Linked DNA regions of Homo sapiens: regions 1, 2 and 4 are each linked to region 3. A link is a contact called in ENCODE Hi-C or POLR2A ChIA-PET data. All regions are on one chromosome and are shown on one strand. The core of a region is the stretch at or near the end of the contact, and the rest is flanking DNA. Distances in the headings are between cores, read along the strand shown.

The links. A loop is a pair of places that touch in the nucleus more often than their neighbours do. ChIA-PET counts read pairs that join two places held with the same protein, here RNA polymerase II (POLR2A). Pooled maps may share reads with other maps.
Region 1: a loop to region 3 is called in a map of naive thymus-derived CD4-positive, alpha-beta T cell, with 26 times the contacts of the local background. The contact joins two enhancer-like sites. A Hi-C loop is called at or near these places in 4 of 168 maps with a recorded cell type or tissue (B cell, PC-3, endothelial cell of umbilical vein and 1 more), 2 of 37 single-sample maps with no recorded cell type and 12 of 50 pooled maps.
Region 2: a map of chondrocyte shows a loop between it and region 3 (4-fold over the local background). The contact joins the promoter of LSM11 here to the enhancer-like site in region 3. A Hi-C loop is called at or near these places in 3 of 168 maps with a recorded cell type or tissue (MCF 10A, chondrocyte and left lung) and 4 of 50 pooled maps. POLR2A ChIA-PET finds 5 or more read pairs at or near these places in 1 of 52 experiments (OCI-LY7).
Region 4: a map of B cell shows a loop between it and region 3 (7-fold over the local background). The contact joins two enhancer-like sites. A Hi-C loop is called at or near these places in 2 of 168 maps with a recorded cell type or tissue (B cell and endothelial cell of umbilical vein), 5 of 37 single-sample maps with no recorded cell type and 13 of 50 pooled maps. POLR2A ChIA-PET finds 5 or more read pairs at or near these places in 1 of 52 experiments (activated T-cell).

What each region holds. Positions count from the first base shown.
Region 1 is chr5:157,947,263-157,950,522 of GRCh38, reverse strand. No RefSeq gene overlaps it. Among named protein-coding and RNA genes, the nearest start is that of CLINT1, 90 kb to the right of the region's middle. RefSeq lists an enhancer at 1,428-1,722. Within about 2 kb of position 1,567, at least 7 of the 41 ENCODE cell types and tissues checked have a DNase peak (open chromatin) inside an H3K27ac peak, as active enhancers do.
Region 2 is chr5:157,741,979-157,745,204 of GRCh38, reverse strand. It overlaps LSM11 (LSM11, U7 small nuclear RNA associated), which reads right to left and starts at 1,493. Exons shown (of 4, transcript NM_173491.4): 1 at 1,007-1,493. The coding sequence starts at 1,454. RefSeq lists an enhancer at 630-1,130 and a silencer at 1,150-1,709.
Region 3 is chr5:159,131,681-159,134,506 of GRCh38, reverse strand. No RefSeq gene overlaps it. Among named protein-coding and RNA genes, the nearest start is that of LINC02202, 33 kb to the right of the region's middle. Within about 2 kb of position 1,371, at least 5 of the 41 ENCODE cell types and tissues checked have a DNase peak (open chromatin) inside an H3K27ac peak, as active enhancers do.
Region 4 is chr5:157,996,773-157,999,907 of GRCh38, reverse strand. No RefSeq gene overlaps it. Among named protein-coding and RNA genes, the nearest start is that of CLINT1, 140 kb to the right of the region's middle. Within about 2 kb of position 1,792, at least 3 of the 41 ENCODE cell types and tissues checked have a DNase peak (open chromatin) inside an H3K27ac peak, as active enhancers do.

The DNA.
Region 1 (3,260 bases), core at 318-2,817, 1.2 Mb after region 3:
TACAGCCACCGTGCCCAGCCAAATTTGAGTGTTTTATAAAATTAGTATCAAACAGATCAATATCACCATTTTATGAAGTGGCATTTTAACCACGGCATTTTCCCAATTCATTAAATATTCTTCAAGTATATTGTGCTATAATTTACTTCAATATATTTTGGCTATTTTAGGATTTTTCTACACTGTAAATAACACTTTGATGACCGTCCATGCACAGATAAATATGCATTTTACCTAAGGACATGAAGCTACCTAATGCCTTTACCAAAAGAAAATACTTTTCACGACAGTATCGCATTGGCCGGGCATGGTGGCTCACACCTGTAATGCCAGCACTTTGGTTTGAGGGTTTAACAAGACAGCACATGGGAAGAGCCTAGCACCGTATCTGGCACATAGCTAACTCTCAATACCTGGTAGCTACCATTGTTTCACCCAGCCAAGGTACTTGTGCACTGTGACAGCTAGTTGAGGATATCTCTGGCAAAGGAACTATTCAGGGAGACACAGCAAGAACCATCGACATAAGAAGAACTATGTCTAATTTGACATAATATCACCACTACTTACACAGTTTCAGTCATGTAAGAGGTGCTCAATAAAAGTAAGCTGAATAAATGAGTGAAGGAATGAATATATAAATGAGAGAGTGGCCACCTGGCTTTAATTCATTTAGGCATGAAGCCAGCCTCAACCTCCCTTGTAAGTTTTTCTTGCCTCTGTCCCTCTAGAAGCAGCTGAACACATCTCTCCTTGGTTAGCAGAAATTGTATGATACATCTCAACTGGGAACCAGGAGTTCAAAGTCCAGCTCTATCTCTAAATAGCTGTGTGTCTTTGGACCAAACATTGATAACACCATCCCCATTAGTTAATTAGACTATTAAAATAGTTTCTGAGGAAGAAAAGGGACAGAGCGTGTCATTATGGCCCTTGTTCAGATGAGGAAACTGAGGCCCAGGGAAGTGAAATAATTTGTTCAAATTCCCTCCTCTAGACCAAACACGGTGGCTCACGCCTGTAATCCCAGCATTTTGGGAGATCGAGGAGAGGGGACTGCTTGAGCTCGCAAGTTCGAGACCAGCCAGGGCAACAAGGCAAGCATCCCCCCCGACTCCTATCTCCCTCACCCCCATCTCTACCCAAAAAAATTAAAAATTAGCAGAGCAGGGTGGCAGGCGCCTGTGTAGTCCCAGCTACTCGGAAAGCTGAGGTGGGAGGATCGCTTGGAGCCCAGGATTTGGAGGCTGCAGTGAGCTGTGATCACACCACTGCTCTCGTGACAGAGCAACACCCTGTATCAAAACAAAACAAACCAAAATAAAACAAAACAAATTCTCTCCTCCAGACCAGGAGGCAGTCAGGTAGATTTCCCCCACATGTCATCCAGCTTTAAGGATCTTATTGCAAGATTTCTTCCAATCACTTCCAGGTTGCAAACGGGTTTCCCCATAGCAGCATTTTTCACACTACTTTCTTCTGGGCTCGCTCTCCTCCCTGCTCGCTTCCCCAAAGCCCGCTCAGCTAGACTGAGCTAGGGATTTTTGACAGCAGAGGGGGCTGCTGAGACACACTGAGTTTTCTCCAAATAAGGAAGAGCATTGTGCCTGCGGGCTGAGAGGCAGTTTGATGATCATTCCATGGTGAGTTCTGCAAAGACTCTTAGGTCGCAGTAGTACAAAATATAATCCAGGAGGAACATGTGCTCGAGTCCTAGCTCTGCCAATAATAACATGTCACCCCAGGAAAGTCCCATCCTTGAAATGTAAAAATGTTTTAGCTCAGGAGTTCTCAAACCTGGCCGCACATCAGAAACCCCTGGGCTACTTACTAAAAATACAAAATCCGGGGCCTCCGTCCCAGATCTATTAAACTAGAATCCCCAGGGTGGGAACCTGGAAATCTGTAATTTTATAATTTAAGATCGCAGAAGTTTCTAATGAACAGATATGTTTGGGAAACACTTAACTAGATAAACTCAAAGGTTCTTTTTCTCTCTTTTTTTTTTTTTTTTTTTTTTGGGACGGAGTCTCACTCTGTCGCCCAGGCTGGAGTGCAGTGGTGCAACCTCCGCTCACTGCAATCTCCCCCTTCCGGGTTCAAGCGATTCTCCTGCCTCAGTCTCCCAAGTAGCTGGGATTACAGACGTGCACCACCACACCTGGCTAATTTTTTTATTTTTAATAGAGACGGGATTTCGCCAGGTTGGCCACGCTGACCTCAAGTGATCCGCCTGCCTCGGCCTCCCAAAGTGCTGGGATTACAGGCATGAGCCACCCGTGCCCGGCAAAAGGTTCTTTTTTTTTTTTTTCATTCTAAGATTGAAAACTCAAACTCTGTAGACCTCTCTCCCATTCCCATAAAATACTACTGCTTTTGTTTCTGGTTTGTTGGTAGTGACTGCCTGGGGAACTGTCTTAAGTAGGATTTGAAGGCAGTGCTGTCCTGTAGAAATACAACTTGAGCCACGAATGCAAGCCACATATAGAATTTTACATTTTCTAGTAATCACTTTTTTGAAAGTGAAATAAATATATAAAATTAATCTTAATAACATTTGGTTTAACCCAGTATATCCAAACTATTATCATTTCAAGTTGTAATCAATACAAAAAATTATTAATGAGATATTTTACATTCTTTTCTTGTGTGCCAGGTCTTCATAATCTGGTATGTATTTTACCTGTGTAGCATACCTGAATTTGGACTAACCACATTTCAAATGCTCAGTAGCTACATGTGACCTGTGGTTACCATATTAGCACTGTTAAGCAATATTGATAGGACAGGGCAATCATCAATTAGCAGTGGCCATGATAAGCAGAGAATTGGAGTGAAGGTACTTGTGCCATATAGTTGTCATCAGCAATGCCAAATAACCTAATTTCTAGTTCTCTACAGATCAGGCAAAAAGAAAAAACTCAGAGGTAACTCAGCCTCGGACTCGTTATACATTGGGGGTGGGGCAGGGGGAACACAGGAAATTCACACAAGGAGTATTAGGAACACCGCAACTGAATATGACATACTTAAAATAAGTAAAACCAAGATTTAGCCAGAACTAGCAGTAGTAGGCTCAAGCATGGCACTTGAGAATATATATTGTATTCATTCTACGAAAATAATCTTCCTGGCCAGCCGTGGTGACTCATGCCTATAATCCCGGAACTTTGGGAAGCCGAGGTGGGAGGATCACTCGAGACCAGGAGTCTGAGAACGGCCTGGGTGACATGGAGAAACCCTCTCTCTACAAAAAATAC
Region 2 (3,226 bases), core at 244-2,743, 1.4 Mb after region 3:
TAAGTAGGTCATTGTGTTCACAGGGCAGATGTCAGAACTGCTTGCCAGATGACAAAAGAGATAACCTTAGGCTGTTTTTATTCCATTTATACAAGACCTAACTCACACATTAGAGCCTCTGCTGTTTACAGCTTTACTCTAAGGATCTATGAGGAGGCTCCAAGAAATTCCCTTGTGCCATTTACACCTTTAGAACTTAAAATAACCTGCACATATGGTAATATGAGCCTGACAGACACAGTCCTGCACCCAGCCAGGCAGAGTGGCTGTAAAACAGCGTCTGTGTTTTAGTGGCATTCTGTGCCTGCTGCATTTCAGCACTTGTGACTTAGTAATGTGAACATATGTGTATCAAGACTCTGCAGCCCTTCTGCTTATCGCACTCGAGAAGGAGCTGTCAATGTACAGGGGTTATGGGATTATGCGCCTGTGCTATCTGAACAAATCTCCCCACACTCCATCCGATCATCCTCAAATCCCACTGACCAAATACTCTCCTTCCCCTAATATTGGCTGTGCGCTCCCCCACGTCTCCCGTTTTCCGCCCCACCTTACCTCTCACTGTGGTCTCTAAGACCTCTCATCACCTCTGTAGACGTCCCTATGATGTCCCCCAAACTCTGTAGCCCCGCCACCTCTCCAGGTCCTCCATCAATCCTGTAGACCCTCTCGGCAGGCTCATCACCTCTGTGACCCTTCCATGGGCCCCGATTACCGCTGAAGACCTTTCCCACGGCTTCTTATGACCACTACAGCCTTACCACTCTCCCTCTGTTGCTCCTACAGCCCCTTTTCTTACTCAGGGTGACCCTCCCCACGCCCTCATTACCCACATTACTCAAGCAGATCCACCCCATAGTCACTGATGATCCCCGCAAATTTTCACCAAGGCGCTCCCGCAATACGTGCAGACCCGCGCCCGGCCACCGCCGCCCCGCAGACGCCCCCTCGGCAGCCAGCTTCCGGACGGCGGCTGCCCCGCTTCCCGCCCGGCCCGCGGACTCACAGGGCATTCGCGTGAGCACGTTGCGTGGCGCCTTCCTGCTCCGACCCGGACCCCTCCGGCCCGCTCCTGCGGCCCCGTCCCCTTCCTCTTTGGCCACCATGAGACGGCGGAGGCGCTGGATGCGCTCGGGGTCCGGGGCGGGCGCGTCCGGGCGGCGACGAGTCCTGCCCGAGGGCCCGGGTGCGGCGGGAACCCCAGAGCCCGCGGCCGCGCCCCGAGCCCGCCCGCGCCCGCGCCCGCCGCCCCGGACTCCGGTCCTGAGGAAGCTCTCGTACTCCGCCACGTTGTTGAAGCAGGGGGCATTGGGGTAGGGAATGGGAGGCAGGCGGGGCGCGTACAGGGCCAGCAGCGGGTCGAAGCTGTCAGAGCTGACATCCAGCCGCGGGCTGGGCGGGCGCGCGGGGCTCCCGGCGCCAGCCGACCTCGCCCCCCGCTCCCGCTCCTCCATGTTTGAAAGGCCCGCAAGCCGAGGCCGATGGGAAGAAGGAACGAAGCCGCCAGAGGGCGGCACTGCGCAGCCGCGGCGCGGGGTTGCACTGCGCCGAAGCGGCCGCGGGAGGGCAGCACCTGTCCTCGTTCCACCCGGGCCGGGGGGCGTGGTACGCGGCTCCGACCAGCCCGCGCCTCGCACCGCCTCCTCCCATAGCTGACAGGTTAACGCTGTCGACTGCTGCTTGACCTGCTCCAGCGCAGTTTCCCCGTCTGTATCATTATCACTTAGGGTGTTTGTTAATACTCTGGGTTCCCCGGGAATGAGCTCGGGATCGCATCCTAGCTTGAGCTGGCAGGAAGCGTCTGGAGGAAGGCAATGAATGTCTCAGTTTGCTTCCATGCTGAGTACTACTGATAGGGTGGGAAGAATAGCCTATCTGGGCTCAAAGTATTTAGCGTGTTTCTCGTCTGAAATATGATATAAATAGCACCTACCTTATAGAACTGACCTCAGGATGGAGAGATACTGCCTACAGAGCTCATAATAGATGCATGTCAGCCAATACTGGGTGTCTGTCCTCCATTTCCTATACCCTGTGCATAAACAAATTTGTGCTTAGTATCAAAGAAAATTCATTATATCACTGTCTTTCTAAGCATTGCTAACCAATTGGAAGAAACGAAGATCCAGCTCTTGGAGGAAACTATGGAAAATTCCCAAGACCTGATCATACCACTTGCTACTTTATAGTCTCAGTTCGGCAAAATATTTTTTGGTTGATTTTAAAATGACAGTCTACTCTTCGCGGAAGGCCCAGATATAACCTTCTCATCCAGCAGAGCCAAAATGTTTCCACTCACCTACAGGCCACACATCACTTGCCCGTCACCACATTCTCAAACTGCCATCAACTAGTATTCTCTGTACTAGTTGCTTTGTGTACATTTCAGTTTCCTTAAGACTTAGGAAGTCCAAGAGAATACTGGAGAGTACCTTAGAGAGCAAGATGAAAATTAATATACAACTCTGAAATATACCTTGGGATGAATGCATACTACAGCGAAGACAAAACCATCAAGCAGGCCGGGCGCGGTGGCTCACGCCTGTAATCCCAGCACTTTGGGAGGCCGAGGCGGGTGGATCACGAGGTCAGGAGTTCAAGACCAGCCTGGCCAAGATGGTGAAACCCCGTCTCTACTAAAAATACAAAAAATTAGCCGGGCGTGGTGGCACGCGCCTGTAATCCCAGCTACGCTGGAGGCTGAGGCAGAGAATTGCTTAAACCTGGAGGGGCGGAGGTTGCAGTGAGCTGAGATCGCGCCACTGCACTCCAGCTGGGGTGACAGAGGGAGACTCCATCTCAAAAAAAAAAAAAAAACAAAAACCATCAAACAGTGGCTTCTAATTGGTAGCAGTACAGGTTTCTTTATGGCACAGGTTTTGAACCCAGCTTATCACTTTGTTCAAAACCCCCTGCCTGAATAAAAAACTCAAAGCTGCAGAATTGCTGGCAATTCAACAAATGAGCGCTCATCCCCACATCATATGGCAAAACTGAGTGATAGCCTTTATAGTGTCATTTAAGACCCACAGAAAGCACGTTTCTCTGGGTGGTTTTCTTGAAAATTTGTACTCTAATGCCTACTTGTATTTTGATATAAAATGCTGTCAACTTACCATTAAGTTAAAATTGCCAATCAACAGCTACATTATCTTACTTCCTTCCCACCCAGCCTATCACAGTATACCGAGGGCCTTGCTGCCGAAGCTGCTGTATATTGACAACC
Region 3 (2,826 bases), core at 122-2,621:
CTATTATAATAATAATTGATTTAGGCAAGAATTATCCATGGATACTAAAACTAGTGGATGAAAGTTTGAAAAGGAAAATGATGCTTATATAGCCTCAAAATATTGTCCCTCAAATCATTAAGAAAGGAAGAACAGTAACTCTACAGGAGATAAACCTGGGAGATAACACGGTAACCAAGTGACTGAAGTTAGCATCGCCAATGATAGAACAAGCCTTCATCATGTACCTCTTGACATAATGCACTAAGGAAGATACTCCTTCACCTCTGAGATATTCTTGTTAAGAATAATCTAATCATGAGGAAATAGACAAACCCACACTACGAGATATTCTACAAAACAATGTTTCCTTTTTAATGACAAGCCTGCTTAAGTCAAGGGTTGCATCAAGAGTTGCATTTTCACAAAGTAAACCATGAGATATTATCTTACAACAGTCAGACAGAATAGCAATTATTAAAAAGTCTAAAAACAATAGATGTTGGCAAGGATGTGAAGTAAAGAGAATGCTTATACACTGTTGGTGGGAATGCATATTAATACAACCTTTATGGAAAACAGTATGATTTCTCAAAGAACTAAAAATAGGACTACCATTTGATCCAGCAATCCTGCTACTGGGTATAAACCCAAAGGGAAAGAAACAATTATATAAAAAAAGATATTTGCACTAATATGCTTATCAGAGCACTATGCACAATAGCAAAGACATGGAGTTAACCTGACTGTCTCCATCAATGGAGGATTGGATAAAGGAAATGAAGTAAAGATATACCACGGAATACTACTTAGCCATAAAAAAGAATAAAATCATGTCTTTTGCAGCAACATGGATGAAACTGGAGGCCATTATCCTCAGTGAAATAATTCAGAAACAGAAAGTCAAATACCCCATGTTCTCCCTTATAATTGGGAACTGATCAATGGATACACAGGAACATACAGAGTGGAATAGACATTGGACACTACAAAAGGTGAAAGGGTGGGAGGGTCGTGAGGGTTGAAGAACTACCTGTTGTGTACAATGTTCGCTATCTGGGTGATGGGCACCCAGTAGTGAAGCCTAGACTTCACTACTAAGCATGTAAGAAACCTGCGCTTGTACCCTCTAAATATGTAAAAATATTTTTAAAGTTGCATTTTCAAGGAATACCACTAGATGTCACTGTGGTTTTGCAGGTTGCACAAATTTTATCAGTAAAGACATAAATTCCTTGGTGGCCTGCCTCTTGACTTTGACTCATTTCTAGACTGGGCACATTTAGCCAATTTCAACACATATAGCCTTTGTGAAGCCTACAAATTAAATAATGGTAAAAGCAACGAGGAAGGAGGCAGCCGGCTTAAAGCTTGTTTCTGCGATTACAAGCCGTGGGAGCCGGGCAGTTACTGCTCCGTCTCTGGACTTGGTTTCCACATGTGGAGGAGACTTGGATTGCCTGCTCTTAGTCTCTTCAAGCTCTCGTAGTCTATGACTTTAAACTGATGTTTTTTCAACTAAAATTATTTCAGTGCCCCTTACAAGATTTTTGTCCAACGACATTGAACCCACTACTGATTTTTCTGTTTTGTTTTGTTTTTAAACTCAGAGCTTTTATTTATATAGTACTTGTTTTTAAGTTGACTCAGCTTTTTAAAATGTAAATAAAGAAAAAAATGTCATAGGCCCATCACAAGTGGAAACCAGTTCACTTGCCATAAATAAAGGTAACCACAAAAATAAATGTAATAAAAACAACGTAATATAATTAAATTCAAGCGATTGTTTGCCAAAGGCTCAGAGCATGAGTCTACTCTTTTTTCCTCCTTTTTTTAAAAGGGAGATTTGGCAGTGTTGAAGAGGAGTTGAAGACAGACCAGCCCCGAGACTTTCCTTTCAATGTCAGCAGAAGAATTGAGACTGAGAAGACCTTTCTCTCTGTGCAGTTTACAAAACCAACCACAATACTTCATGTACCGTCCAAAACCAGTCTCATGCTTTTATAAGCTGTTCTAAGCTATAAGATTCTTTTTTTTTTCTTATTCTTGATTCTTCAATATTTCTAAAGGGCATGATTAGAAATCATACATTATTAAATGTTTTCTTCAACATATATTTAAGCTTTCATTTTATTTTGGTATCCATTTCAGTTTTGTATTGGTTTAACTTCCCTTTAATGTTTATTTAAATTTGCCTTTACATTCAGTCTTCTTCCACTTAAAACACTCACTCTCTTTTTAACAGAGGAGGTGATATATACCCCTCTGCTGTCAATGTCGAAGCAATTACGTGCCACCAAATGGCTTGTGATGTGCCATCTCCTCCTGATAAAGGCTCATGATAGATAGGATGTGGCAGAGGTCAGGAATTCTGCTGAGTACAACCTGAGGGTATCCTTCAAATTGCTTGAGCTTTCTCCAAATCCCCTAGGACACAATCAGAAAACGAGTCCCCTTTAATTTTGGTGCAGAGCTTTTTTCTTCCTTCTTCACAGAGATTCAGAGTGAAGATGCGTTAGGCTGAGCCATCTAATTGCATTCTTTACTCCCTAACATTAGTTTAGCCCTTTCCTGCTTTGTATCATCTATTATAATTACTAATTTGCTGGCCACAATTAGCATAGGGGGTTTTATAGAAGCAGAAACAATTTCTTAGCTGCCCAATGTTACTAAATAATTTAAAAAGGGGAAGACAACGAATTTCCATCAAATGTGCTTTGTTTTCTTAATGCATGTGTTGCCATTAAGGAAAACCATTATAAGGTAAAGAAATCAGGAAATTCATAAAGATCAATACACCAATTATTTCCTGCATTATAAAAGTTACCTCTTCATAATTTTCTTTTC
Region 4 (3,135 bases), core at 543-3,042, 1.1 Mb after region 3:
AAGCAGGTAAAGCAGGTACACAGCACCCAACATAGAAGTCTTGCATGATGGTGATGTGATGATGGTGATAATGGTGGTAGCAATACCACCATAACGAAAAATAATGCTGTAGGTCTTGCTTTTCTTGCTTTAAAAAAATAGCATATGTTATTAAATGTTTAAAAGCATGTCATACCACAGGGAAACTGGACAATACCTTGACCCAGTGATGAAAATTACCATCATCAATGGACATTGTGTACCCACAGATGTGATTTCTGGGGACAGACACAACGTCCTGGACCAGTAGCATTCTGGCCAGGAAGACCTAACCTGAACATAGCCAAGAGAAAACTTAAGATAAACCCAAGTTGAAGAACATTCTGTAAGATAAATAGCCTTTATTCTTCCAAAATGTCAATGTCATCAAAGGCAAAGAAAGGCTAAAGAACAGTTCCAATGAAAGGAGACCAACAAGACATGACAGCCAAATGTTATGCATGATCTTGGACTAGATCCTGGACTAGGCGTTAAAAAAATATTATAAGGGACATTATTGGGACAATTGACAAAACTGGAATACGGACCATAGATGTTAAGTATTGCTATCAATTAACTTTCCTCCATTTAGTTACTACGGCTATGTAAGAAAATATCTTTGTTCTCAGGAAACGGACATTGAAGTATGAAGTAAAGCTGCCTTAGCCACGCAGCCTACTGTCAGATGACCCAAAAATTAATGATTTTATATATATATATACACATATACACACAAGTATATACACATACAGATATATATATACATATATAGAGCAAATCAGAGAGAGAGAATTATAAAGCATATATGGCAAGAGGTTAAAAATTAGTGAATTTGGATAAAGGGCATTTGGTATTTTCTTTTAAGATGGAGTCTCCCTCTGTCACCCAGGCTGGAGTGCAGTAGTGAGATCTTGGCTCACTGCAACCTCCACCTCCTAGACTCAAGTGATTCTCCTGCCTCAGCCTCCCAAGTAACTGGGATTACAGGTGTCCACCACCACACCCAGCTAATTTTTTGTATTTTTAGTGGAGACGGGGTTTCACCATGTTGTCCAGGCTGGTCTCGAACTCCTGACCTCAGGTGATCCACCCGCCTAGGCCTCCCAAAGTGCTGGGATTACACGTGTGAGCCACCACGCCCAGCTGGGTATTTTCTTTCTTTTTTTTTTTTTTTTTTTTTTTTTTTTTTGAGACAGAGTTTTGCTCTCATTGCCCAGGCTAGAGTGCAGTGGCACAACCTCAGATCACTGCAACCTCCGCCTTCCGGTTTCGGCCTCCCAAAGTGCTGGAATTACAGGCGTGAGCCACCACACCCGGCCCAGCTGGGTATTTTCTATACTAGTAATACTCCTGCAAGTATGAAGCTATTTCAAAGTAAATAATTCCAAAAAATCTATAGAGAGGAAAAAGTACTGGAAGTAGAGATGAAACAAGATGAGTCATCAAATTATTATTGAATCTGAGTGACTGGCACATGTGGTTGTAGTGAGTGCTAAAAACTAAACACTCACACTGTGGTTGCATCATGGAAGCCGTGCCTGCAATCTGAGCCTGGATAGCAAGGCCGCCACAAAGGAACCCAAGTCAGTAGTCCCCTTGCTGGTCCTCTCCTTTCTGGGCCTCTCAGGTGCTGTAGACAGTAAAGTTCATTGTTTCACTCAAAACAGGGGTTCGTTAAACTCTCCTGCCTACTTTTGTATGTAAAACATGAGTCATGAAGCACTGTATTAGTCTGTTCTCACACTGCCATGACGAAATATCTGAGACCGGGTAATTTATAAAGGAAGAAGGTTTGATTGACTCACAGTTCCACATTGCTGGGGAAGCCTCGGGAAACTTACAGTCATGGCGGAGGGCAAAGGAGAAGCTGGAACCTTCCTCACTGGGCGGCAGGACAGAGTGAATGCAAGCAGGGGAAACGCCAGACGCTTATAAAACCATCAGATCTCCTAAGAACTCACTCACTATCACGAGAACAGCATAGGGGAACCGCCCCCAAGATTCAATTACCTCCACCTGCTCCCAACCTTGACAGGTGGAGATTATGGGGATTACAATTCAAGATGAGATTTCGGTAGGGACACAAAGCCTAACCATGTCAACTGCCATAAATAAAATGATTGTTTTGTAAAATGTGGATGTGCTCATATGTGTGTTAGTGACATGTATGTGCACATGTCTGGGTATATGCATATGATCACGTGCGTGATTGTATATGTGTGCACTTGTGTGTATGTGAGCAAGAGTGCACATCTGTACAAAAGAATATTTACCAAAGGGTTCGAAGTGCCTTTTTCTCAGCAAGGTGGGGTCGGATAGTGGTGAAGAGCACAGGTTTTAGAGTCAGATTGCCTGAGTTCGAATTCAAGCTCTTACAAATCTTAGGTGGAGCTGGACTTTCATCTTAGGAAATTTACTCAACCCCTTTGTGCCTCAACTTCCCCACCTGTAAAATATGAATGATAGTAGAAACTACTTCCTTGGGGTATTAGTAAAGTATGAATGTGTTTAGAACAGTGTTTTGTGCTGTTTTCACTATTATTTTTAGAATGTAACGTCGTGGATAATTTTAATGTCTTCTTTACCCCTTTCATTATTGTCTGAACTTTTTTTTACCGTGACTTTATAATCTGAAAACAAGAGCTTTTTAAAAAATTTTAGCAAACTAGGGAAAGATGAAGGAAGAAAGGAAGGGAGAAGGGAAAGAAAAGATTTGTTCTCTTGGGCTAATTTCATTTCCTCTACAGCTGAACTGTATGCCTTCATTGGATCATTTTAATTGCTATTATTTGAAGAAGACTTGAGGAGATATTTTTCCCAGAACATGAACATTTCTTTATAATGCAAATAGTTTTTCCGTAATTTCCCCGAATTATAGGAAATTCGGGGATCGGAAATTTCTTTTTTTTCTCTTAAGATGGAGTCTCACTCTGTCCCCCAGGCTGGAGTGCAGTGGCGTGATCTCGACTCACTGCAACCTCTACCTCCTGGGTTCAAGCAATTCTTCTCCCTCAGCCTCCTGAATAGCTGGGATTATAGGCGCACACCACCACACCCAGCTAATTTTTGTATCTTTAGTAGAGACGGGGTTTTACCATGTTGGCCAGGCTGGTCTTT